Linked DNA regions of Homo sapiens: all the other regions are linked to region 2. A link is a contact called in ENCODE Hi-C or POLR2A ChIA-PET data. All regions are on one chromosome and are shown on one strand. The core of a region is the stretch at or near the end of the contact, and the rest is flanking DNA. Distances in the headings are between cores, read along the strand shown.

Region 1 (2,851 bases), core at 223-2,722, 2.8 Mb before region 2:
TAGTTGTTTTCTTATTTGCAAAAATGCATAAAAAATGAAAAGGTAAACTTTTCTGGAAAATACATGTTTATTCCAGTGTTCACCTAATTGTTTGGGTGGGTAATCCAAAGAACAAAGTTCTTTTGGTTTTACAAGCTAAGTAACATGAAGTTAAGTGCACGATGGAATTAAGATATTCCAATACACATCCTCAACCTGTTGCCTAGAGAAAATAATCAGCCACATTAATATATTGAAGTCTACAAAAATTATGACATTTTGAGGAATATCTAAACTATTACAATTTCTTTAGGTTTACTAAGATAAACTGAGATGTTCTATTTCAAACAACCAATATTTAAAGAAGTTCGCATTTTTAATAAAAGGTCTATCGAAGAGATCCTAGAAAAACTTTAGACAAAAATTAAGCATTTCTAATTATAAAGGAATATGAAATATGAGTTTTTTATTTTTGTTTTTTCTTTTTTCATTTCATTCTCAAAATAATATCGAAGTTTACCTAGATCATTTTTTAAGCTAATTTCAGATGGTGGTTCTGAATCCATTGGCACGTTAATTAACGTGTAGCATACGTTCTCAGCCGCCGTCATGGTTTCTGGTTATATTATAACCAATCCTTGACACAAGATTTAAGGATGCCAGAAAATCTAGAAAAATAAACACAGACATATCATTACAAATTAAAAAAAAAAAACCCACAAACAAGTACCTATAGTGACCTTTTAAAGTATTAGAAAGGGCAGGTCAATCTATATCGTGTTCCCATAAAAATAAATTCTAGTAAAAACCACATTATCAGCTCTGGCATAAGGTATATTATCTATCACTCCCTCATCGCATCCCGGTCCAGTGTTTGAGAATGCTGTATAGCCGAATGAAGGCCCACAGAACAGTGACAGTCCCCCCAGCCACACCCCACAATGTTATGGACCGTATGGTTTTTACACAACACACAATCTGCATGCTCAAGTTAAGAGACCTTGTGCCTGAATACTCTGCCAAAACCCTAAAGCGCTTTATCGCGGTCCTTGGTGGGTTCCGACTCTATGTCCGCGGGTCCCTTAATCAACGCGCTGCACCCCCACCTCGCCCCACCCGCTTCCTCCTCCCCTTCCTCCAGCAAAGCAGCCCTAGGCCTGAAAGGGTACGCCTAGGGGTCTTGGGAGGGAAAAGACCCCCGGCCAATACAAAGGACGGGATGGAGCGTCCGACCCGGAGCTTCCTAGCCCTCCGCCCCCACCCCGACCCGCACCCCCACCCGTACCCCCACCCGGTCCCTTCTGCCAGGCCCAGACGCAAGCGGCCTAGTCGCTCCCCTTCCGCATCTTCCAGCTAGAAAGCCAGTTCTTCCGACTCTGCCCGACCCACCACGCCTCTGGGACTGGGGGCTTGTGGCCCACTACCAGGCTCCGAGGGGCAGTGGTTTGGTGCAGCCGCGGATCCGTCTACTGCGGCTCCGTCTACTCCGGCTATGAACCGCAGCAGCGGCGGCGGCGGCTCCAGAGTCCTTGGCTGACGTGGAAGGGGGTGGGGTAACGACCGAAGCCACAGCCACCTAGCACCTACGGCGACTCAGAGAGGACATGCTTTCTTTGTGCAGCGCTTGCGCGCTGCAAGTATATCCTATTTTCTTCCTCTTCTCTTGTCCAGGGTTTGATTAGGCCGCAGAGCAATGAAACCACGTATTTTCTAGTTTTCCCTGCAAGCCAAGCTCTGAGTTAAGCACTATGCTAATTTAAACGCTAACTGGAAATCGTTCCTTCTTCAGGAACAGTCAAGGGGAGAAAGTGCTTGGAGAGAGGGAAACTTTTACAGGGCTCTGTTCCCGTGAAAAAGAGCTCTGGACTAGAAAGTGGAAACCCAGTAATCCTTTTTCTTGTCCACACCCTAATAAACTGGGAAAGTAACTAATACTATTGGGAAGGTAATTCAGTTATTTTATTAATTATCACTAGATTAAAATCCATTTCAGTTCTTAACATCGCTAGTAGTTTGAATCTGCCTCTCTGCAGGTAGGGCTGGAGTTATTTGAAAATCCAAAGTCACATTGGTATAATTTCTGCTTTTTATTTAATAATGGCCTCTTTCCGTGATCCTTTCTGAGCACCCAGTAGATTAGAAAAAATTTTTATGCATAAAGGGAGACAGTCACTGTTTTAAAGGATTTTACGTATCTCCAAAGACCTGTTACAGCTGCAATCAGCCATAGTACTTTCGGTTTTGCCCATTTGAAGTTCCATAGCACGCCCCGCCCCTACACCTCCCTCTGCCCACAAAAGGGTTTTATGGCCAATTATTAATAACAAAATATCTTAAAGCTTAAGCAAAATACTGCGAATAAAAACAGATCTGACGGCAACTGCCCTAGTTAACAGGTTCATCTCAGGAAGATGGAACACCAATAGTACCTCATTTATGTAGGATCTAGCTCTTTTGAGCTTTCTCTTTTTAGAACCATCAAGCAATCTACAAATTCTTTGAGCACCCAAAATTGTATTCAAAGGCCATGTGTTGACAGCACTTTAAGAGTGCCTCTCTGATTCTGTGCATTCATTTTTTTTAATATTTAATCTTAATGGTAGAGTGACATGAATACAGAGATCCCATATACTCTTTACCTAGTTTCTCCCAATGGTAACATCTTGCATAGTTATAGTACAATATCAATTTCAGGAAATTGACAGACATAATTCACCCAGCCTTGTTCAGACTTCACTAGTTTTACATGTACTCGTTTTTATATTCACTTGTAGACAATTTTATCATGCTTATATGTGTGTAATCACCAACACAGTCGAGACAGAACAGTTCTATCACAAGGATTCTCATGCTGTCCTTTGATAGCCATAGC
Region 2 (2,951 bases), core at 1-2,500:
AGAGTCCAGTTGTGCAACAGAGGCAATCTGGCTGGTAGTACTTCCTGATAACAGAAGCTTTCATTGCTAACATACTATGTGGCAGATTCTGTACTGTGTGTTTTTGTTTGTTTGTTTTTTTGAGACAGGGTCTCACTCTGTGGCACAATGATCATGGTTCACTGCAGCCTCGGCCTTCTGAGCTCAAGTGATCCTCCCGCCTCTGCCTCCGCCTCCTGAGTAGCTGGGACTACAGATGTGCGACACAGCACCTGGCAAATTTTTAAGTATTTTCTTCAGACTGAAACATCATTGTGTTAAAGATAAAAAAGTAAAAAATATTCTTGTAGAGATAGGATCTCACTGTTGTCCAGATTGGTCTCAAATTTTTGAGCTCAAGCCATCCTCCTGCCTTGGCCTCCCAAAGTGCTGGCATTACAGGGTGAGTCACCATGCCTAGTCTGTACTGTTTTCCTGGCAATGTTATCTCATTCAATCTTCGTGAATAACCCTAAGGTAGATATGATACCAATTTTTCAGGTGAAAAAAACTAATCGGCAGGATGAAACTTCGTAAACAGCCTGTGGCTCCAAAAGCTTCTGGAAGGCTCAAGCTACCCATGTGCATCTTTGAGCCTCAGTTTCCCCATCTTTAAAATGAGGGGTTTGGAATAGATGTCTGTTCTCTGGGGCAGGATGCAGAGGAAAGAGCTGTCTGCGAATGGGCAAGAGAGAAGGTGGGTAAATACAGTTAAACCACAGTGACCGAGGGCCCAGCACAACGGGGGTGGGTGCGGTTACAAATGCCGTTAAGATTCCCGCCAAGGCGGAGGACGGGGGTGTCAGAGCCGAGCGAGGCCTGTGGGCGAGAATAGGCCTGACAGCCATTCTCCGACCTGCGTGGGCGCTGCAGGCGCAGGCCAGAGGCCAAGGGAGAGGCGATCCCTGGGGCTCTGCCCGGGTCTCAGGACGGCACCTCACCCGCCCGAGTCCTGCTCCACAGGATTCTCCGGGTAAGCTAGGGAAGGAAGAGGCGCGGCCTCCTGAGCCCGCATCTCAGAGCGCCACGTCCCTCCTGGCTCAGCCTCCCACCAGGCTCCACAGCTTCGGCCCTCCTCACCGCCCGCCTCCAGGCTCCCCGGCGCGGCCTTGTCCCTGCTCCCGCCAATCGGCGTCGTCAGCAATCGCGAACCGGACCAATCAGCGGCCGCAGAGTGTGGGAACTGTCGCCATGGCAGCCAGGAGGCGGGCGCGCGCGGCGGGAGGAGGGGCAGAGCGGAGCGGTGGGCCGGGGGCTGGAGGACAGGTTTGTGCGCTGGACGCAAGCACCAGGCGCAGCCTCGCTCGCCGAGACCCGGCCAGGTAAGGCCGGTGGCCGCGCGGTAGGTGCGGAGCAGCGCGGCGGGAGATTAGGGGTGGGGGAGTCCGGAGATAAGGCTCCGGTCTTCGCCTGCCTTGCCAGAGCAGAGAGGATGGTGGGGGCCGTGCTGTGGGCGGGGCACCGGCGGGGAGGGGGCTCCCAGCGCGAGCCGGAGGCGCTGGGTTCCCTCTGCTCCACTCGCAGCTGGGCACCCGAGCTTTCTTCGGGGTCGAGGAGGGTGGCTGGCTCTTGGCGGGGAGCAGGAGAGGGTAGGTGCCAAACCGAGACCCTGGCGGGGTCCCTTCGGGTTTGGGCAGGTCGATGGGCAAGGGGGTGCCCACTAGTGAGGAGGGACACCCACCAATTCCAGGCGATGCTCCCCTGTGCCGCTCAGCAAAGCTAGGCCCGGGGATCCTGCTCTTCTCCGGTCTGGTTAAGCCAGCAACCTCTGACACTTAGGAGAAAGTTAGTGTAAGTCGTGATATGCTTTTCACTTAAGTGACAAATTAGGTACGAGATGAACCCTTTTGGTTTTAGGAGATGAGAAACAGTATTTCCTTGTTGCACCTGCTAAGTGGCAACTCAGTGAGCAAATATGGTTATTGTGGTTGGTGTTTGCAACGGTCTTAGATGACAGTTATTTTACAGTATCAAATGGCTGGGAGAGGGAGGGAAAGAAGGAGAGAGAGAGAGAGAATATGAGGGAATGAGAATGAACGGGAACCATTATGATTTTTGAGAGACAGAACCTCTTGAAATTCTATGTCTGCTAAACTTCTAAATTGAATAATGTACATTTTATGCAATTGAATAAGCTAGTGCTACCATTTAAGCCTGCTACTAAGGCTCTGTTAAATCCGTGGACGAATATGAACACTAAAAGATATTACCTTGGTTTAAAAATAGGGGAGGTTAAATGCAAATATTTCTGATAGTGAATTTTGTTTGAGGGAGATTGTGGACTTTCCCTATGGGAAAGTTAAAGAATTGATGAGATAGATGCTTTAAGGAATGTTTTTGTTTTTTGAAACTTGAATAAGTTCAACAAATGTTGAACAAATATTTCAACAAATCTTCTTCAGCTAATAGGGTCAAAAATTAAAATTCTGGAAATTTAGAATTAGAAATGAAATCTCAAATAATGTCACTCTCCTAATTAGGATGAACATGGAAACTTCTATTTCTCATCGTGGTCTTCAAGCTTTCCATGATCTCATCTACCTTTGTAGTAGGGGGTCAAATTTTTTTTTTAACTAGACAATTTTAGAAACTTAAAGGAGGCAAAAATTTATTTCTGTCTCCGTGTGTTTACTCATGCTCTTCTCTATCCAAATTTTACCCATCTTTTTTTTTTTTTTTTTTTTTTTGAGATGGAGTCTCACTCTGTCACCCAGGCTGGAGTGCAATGGCCCGATCTCAGCTCACTGCAGCCTCCGCCTCCCGGGTTCAAGGGATTCTCCTACCTCAGCCCATCGAGTAGCTGGGATTACAGGGACCCACCACCACAGCCAGCTAATTTTTTGTATTTTTATTAGAGACGAAGTTTCACCATGTTGGCCAGGCTGGTCTCGAACTCCTGACCTCAGGTGATCCACTTGCCTTGGCCTCCCAAA
Region 3 (2,895 bases), core at 342-2,841, 2.4 Mb after region 2:
CTTTGTCACTTTGGGCCACTATAACAAAAATACCATAAACAGGATGGCTTAAACAACAAACATTTATTTCTTACAGTACTAGAGGCTGGAAGTCTGAGACTAGGATGCCAACACGGTATCAGATTCTTGGTAAGGGCCCTCTTCCTGGTCCACAGAAGACTGCCTTCTGTGTCCTCACAAGGCAGTAAGAAAGCATCTCTCTCCTGTCTCTTCTAATAAGAGTGCTAATCCTATCATGAGGGCTCCACTGTCTTGACCTTATTACCTCCTAAAGTTCCCCACCTCCTAATACCATCACACTGGGGATTACGGGTTTAACATGAATTCCAGGGGGACAGAGTTAATAGCATCTGAGTTATTCTAAATCAATGCTATCAGCACTGAAGATCAGGCTATAGGGTGGGCACAAAGTGTCCTGGAAACAAAGAAGAAAGACAAATAGTTTATAAACAGAGATGACTTTGGGGGAAAGCAGCAGTAATTTAACAACAGGGAAAATAAAGCCCAGCTTTTATTGGTCTCTTACATTGCCAGGTACTTGTGCTAAATGACTGCCATGCACCAACCATCTCATTTAATCCAAACAACAGCTCATTAGGTAAATGTCGTCAAGCCTCCACCTTACTACATGTGAAAACAGAAGCTTTATAAGCATGCATGTAAGCTTAAATAACTTGCCCACTTCTAATCCAAGCAGTTCTACAGGGTGGGAGGCTCCTCATTCATAAATCGCGAAGGCTGGCCTGCCTGATCATCTCTCAGTTTCCTTCTTATTCTCATCCACTTTCAGTCAGCGAGGAAACCACAGAGCAACCCAAACAGCGAATTCGAGTCGAGGAACCTGTTGGGGCCAGTGCGTCCCAGGCGCGGACAGGGAGGGGCTCCATGAAACGCAGCAAGGTTTGGCCAGAGCCTGCCGGGGTCATGGAGCCTCTCCCGGCTTCTTCAGGCCACTCTAATTACAGAGTCTGTGGTAGGTTGCGTGGAGGAGCTGTCTCGGGGCGGGAAGCTTCCCTGCGTATTGTATTTGCCTATAAATACTTCAAATAGTTAAGTGAAATGTGCAGCCTTTGAAAACTGGAGAGGAAGCCGTTGGGAGGCCCCCCGCCCAGCCGGCCTGGAAGAGCAGGCAGAGAAATGGCTGGCGCGCTCTTAAAGCGGGAGACGAGCTTCGGCCCTGCCCAAGCCAGATGGGGGCAGCGAGGCTGCGGGCGTGACTCCGGAAGACTCAAACCGTTAAGGTGACCGGAGCAATTTGAAAAAGGAAACAAACTTCCCTCGAGCCGTGCCCGCGTGGCTCTGGGGCGGACGGTTGCGTTCGAAAGGGCATTTTTCAAAAGAAGGGTTTCAGGAACGCAGGGGTGTGGGCCCCCCGGGAGGCGCGCGGCCGGGGCAGTGCCGCAAAGCGGCCACCAGCCCGCTTTGTACTCGCGGCCAAGCGCGGCCCCAGAGTTTCGGCGGCGGCCAGAGTTTAGGCCACACCCTCTTTGCAGTGAGACCCGCGGCCGCTGATTGGCGCACCGTGGACCAATGGGCGCGCCGGGGCGGCCCCGGCTGTCAGCGCGCGCCGCAGCAGCGCCGGCAGCAGCCTGTCCTCCCCTGCGCTGAGCCCCGCAGCCAGCGCAGCCTTCCCGGGAAGCGCGGCGGCCGCTCCCGAGCGCAGCCCTGCCCGGCCCGCCAGCCGCGCGTCCCGGCGCCCGCGCCCCACGGCCACAGCCTTGCCTCTATCTAGCTCACGGAGCATGTGCAGACCCGCAGGCGCTAAGGTGCTCTCAGTCCGGGGGCCTTCTGGGCAGCGGTGACTGTCACCCCAAGAGAGACCTTTCGGGGGCTCTTGCCGCACCTCTGCTGCGTCGCGGGTGACACTGCGGTGCTCGCGAGCAGGGTGGCAGCTGCCTCTCGGTGGAGACGTCTTGGGACCCTTGCGCCCTTCTTCTCTCCTTCCTTCGCTGCTGTCTCCTTTCCTTCCTTGGCTGCTCGCTCTTTCTCTCGCCGGCTCAGACCCGTAGCCTCCGGAACGGGACTCGTGGGTCGCCGCCGCCTCTGTCTCTTCCAAAGGGGCCTCCTCACTTCGGAGATGCAGTGACAAGTTAATATGGGCGTCCAAGCCTCTGTTTCCCAGGAGGAAATTTGCAAGAGGCGGCAGCCCCTGAGCGCCCAGAGCTCTTGAAAGGCCACCCAGGAGAGGTGTGAGACCCGGCGGCAGCATCCGTCCAGGTGGGACCCGCTGAGCGCCGTGGCCAGTCCCCCATTCCCATCCCGGCACCCCAAAGGCGCGCTCGCCCGATTGCTTCGAGTTCCCCGACCTGGGGATTTTTTTTTTAGCCGCTGGTGGTGGGCGCCTCGTGGGCTAAGGCCCGGCGCCTGCTCTGCTACCCGCGCTGCCTTTAGCGGTCGCCCCCGCCGCCGCTGCCAGGGACGTGCTGGGAAAGCCCAAGCCCCGGGAGAAGATGCCGGCCATCCTGGTCGCCTCCAAAATGAAGTCGGGACTGCCCAAACCCGTGCACAGCGCCGCGCCCATCCTGCACGTGCCCCCGGCCCGGGCGGGCCCCCAGCCCTGCTACCTGAAGTTGGGAAGCAAGGTGGAGGTGAGCAAGACCACCTATCCTAGCCAGATCCCCCTGAAATCGCAGGTGCTGCAGGGGCTGCAGGAGCCAGCGGGGGAGGGGCTCCCGCTGCGGAAGAGCGGCTCGGTGGAAAACGGGTTCGATACCCAGGTGAGAGATGCCGTTTGCCGGGGTACTGTTCTGGAAGGATGGATGAATAGTTCTTTCGGGATGGTGTGGGAGAAAGGGCTGGATGGGAGAAGGGTCTACCATGTGGCCAGGGAAGGGAACCATTCCCCTTAGGCCGGCAGGTTGGGGGATGCGCGAGGAGAGTGGGCCGGCCGGTGGG

The links. A loop is a pair of places that touch in the nucleus more often than their neighbours do. ChIA-PET counts read pairs that join two places held with the same protein, here RNA polymerase II (POLR2A). Pooled maps may share reads with other maps.
Region 1: a pooled map shows a loop between it and region 2 (3-fold over the local background). The contact joins the promoter of COPB1 here to the promoter of NUCB2 in region 2. A Hi-C loop is called at or near these places in 4 of 50 pooled maps.
Region 3: a pooled map shows a loop between it and region 2 (8-fold over the local background). The contact joins the promoter of NAV2 here to the promoter of NUCB2 in region 2. A Hi-C loop is called at or near these places in 5 of 50 pooled maps. POLR2A ChIA-PET finds 5 or more read pairs at or near these places in 3 of 52 experiments (OCI-LY7, naive thymus-derived CD4-positive, alpha-beta T cell and naive thymus-derived CD8-positive, alpha-beta T cell).

What each region holds. Positions count from the first base shown.
Region 1 is chr11:14,498,339-14,501,189 of GRCh38, forward strand. It overlaps COPB1 (coat protein complex I subunit beta 1), which reads right to left and starts at 1,473. Exons shown (of 22, transcript NM_001144061.2): 1 at 1,369-1,473; 2 at 500-647. The coding sequence starts at 590. RefSeq lists an enhancer at 1,595-1,694.
Region 2 is chr11:17,275,489-17,278,439 of GRCh38, forward strand. It overlaps NUCB2 (nucleobindin 2), which reads left to right and starts at 1,251. Exons shown (of 14, transcript NM_005013.4): 1 at 1,251-1,340. RefSeq lists an enhancer at 805-894 and a silencer at 1,085-1,514.
Region 3 is chr11:19,711,246-19,714,140 of GRCh38, forward strand. NAV2 (neuron navigator 2) reads left to right here and starts at 1,592. Exons shown (of 38, transcript NM_145117.5): 1 at 1,592-2,717. The coding sequence starts at 2,451. It overlaps LEISA1 (lncRNA enhancing IL-6/STAT3 signaling activation 1), which reads right to left. Exons shown (of 1, transcript NR_015384.2): 1 at 1-2,895. RefSeq lists silencers at 1,297-1,826, 1,467-1,660.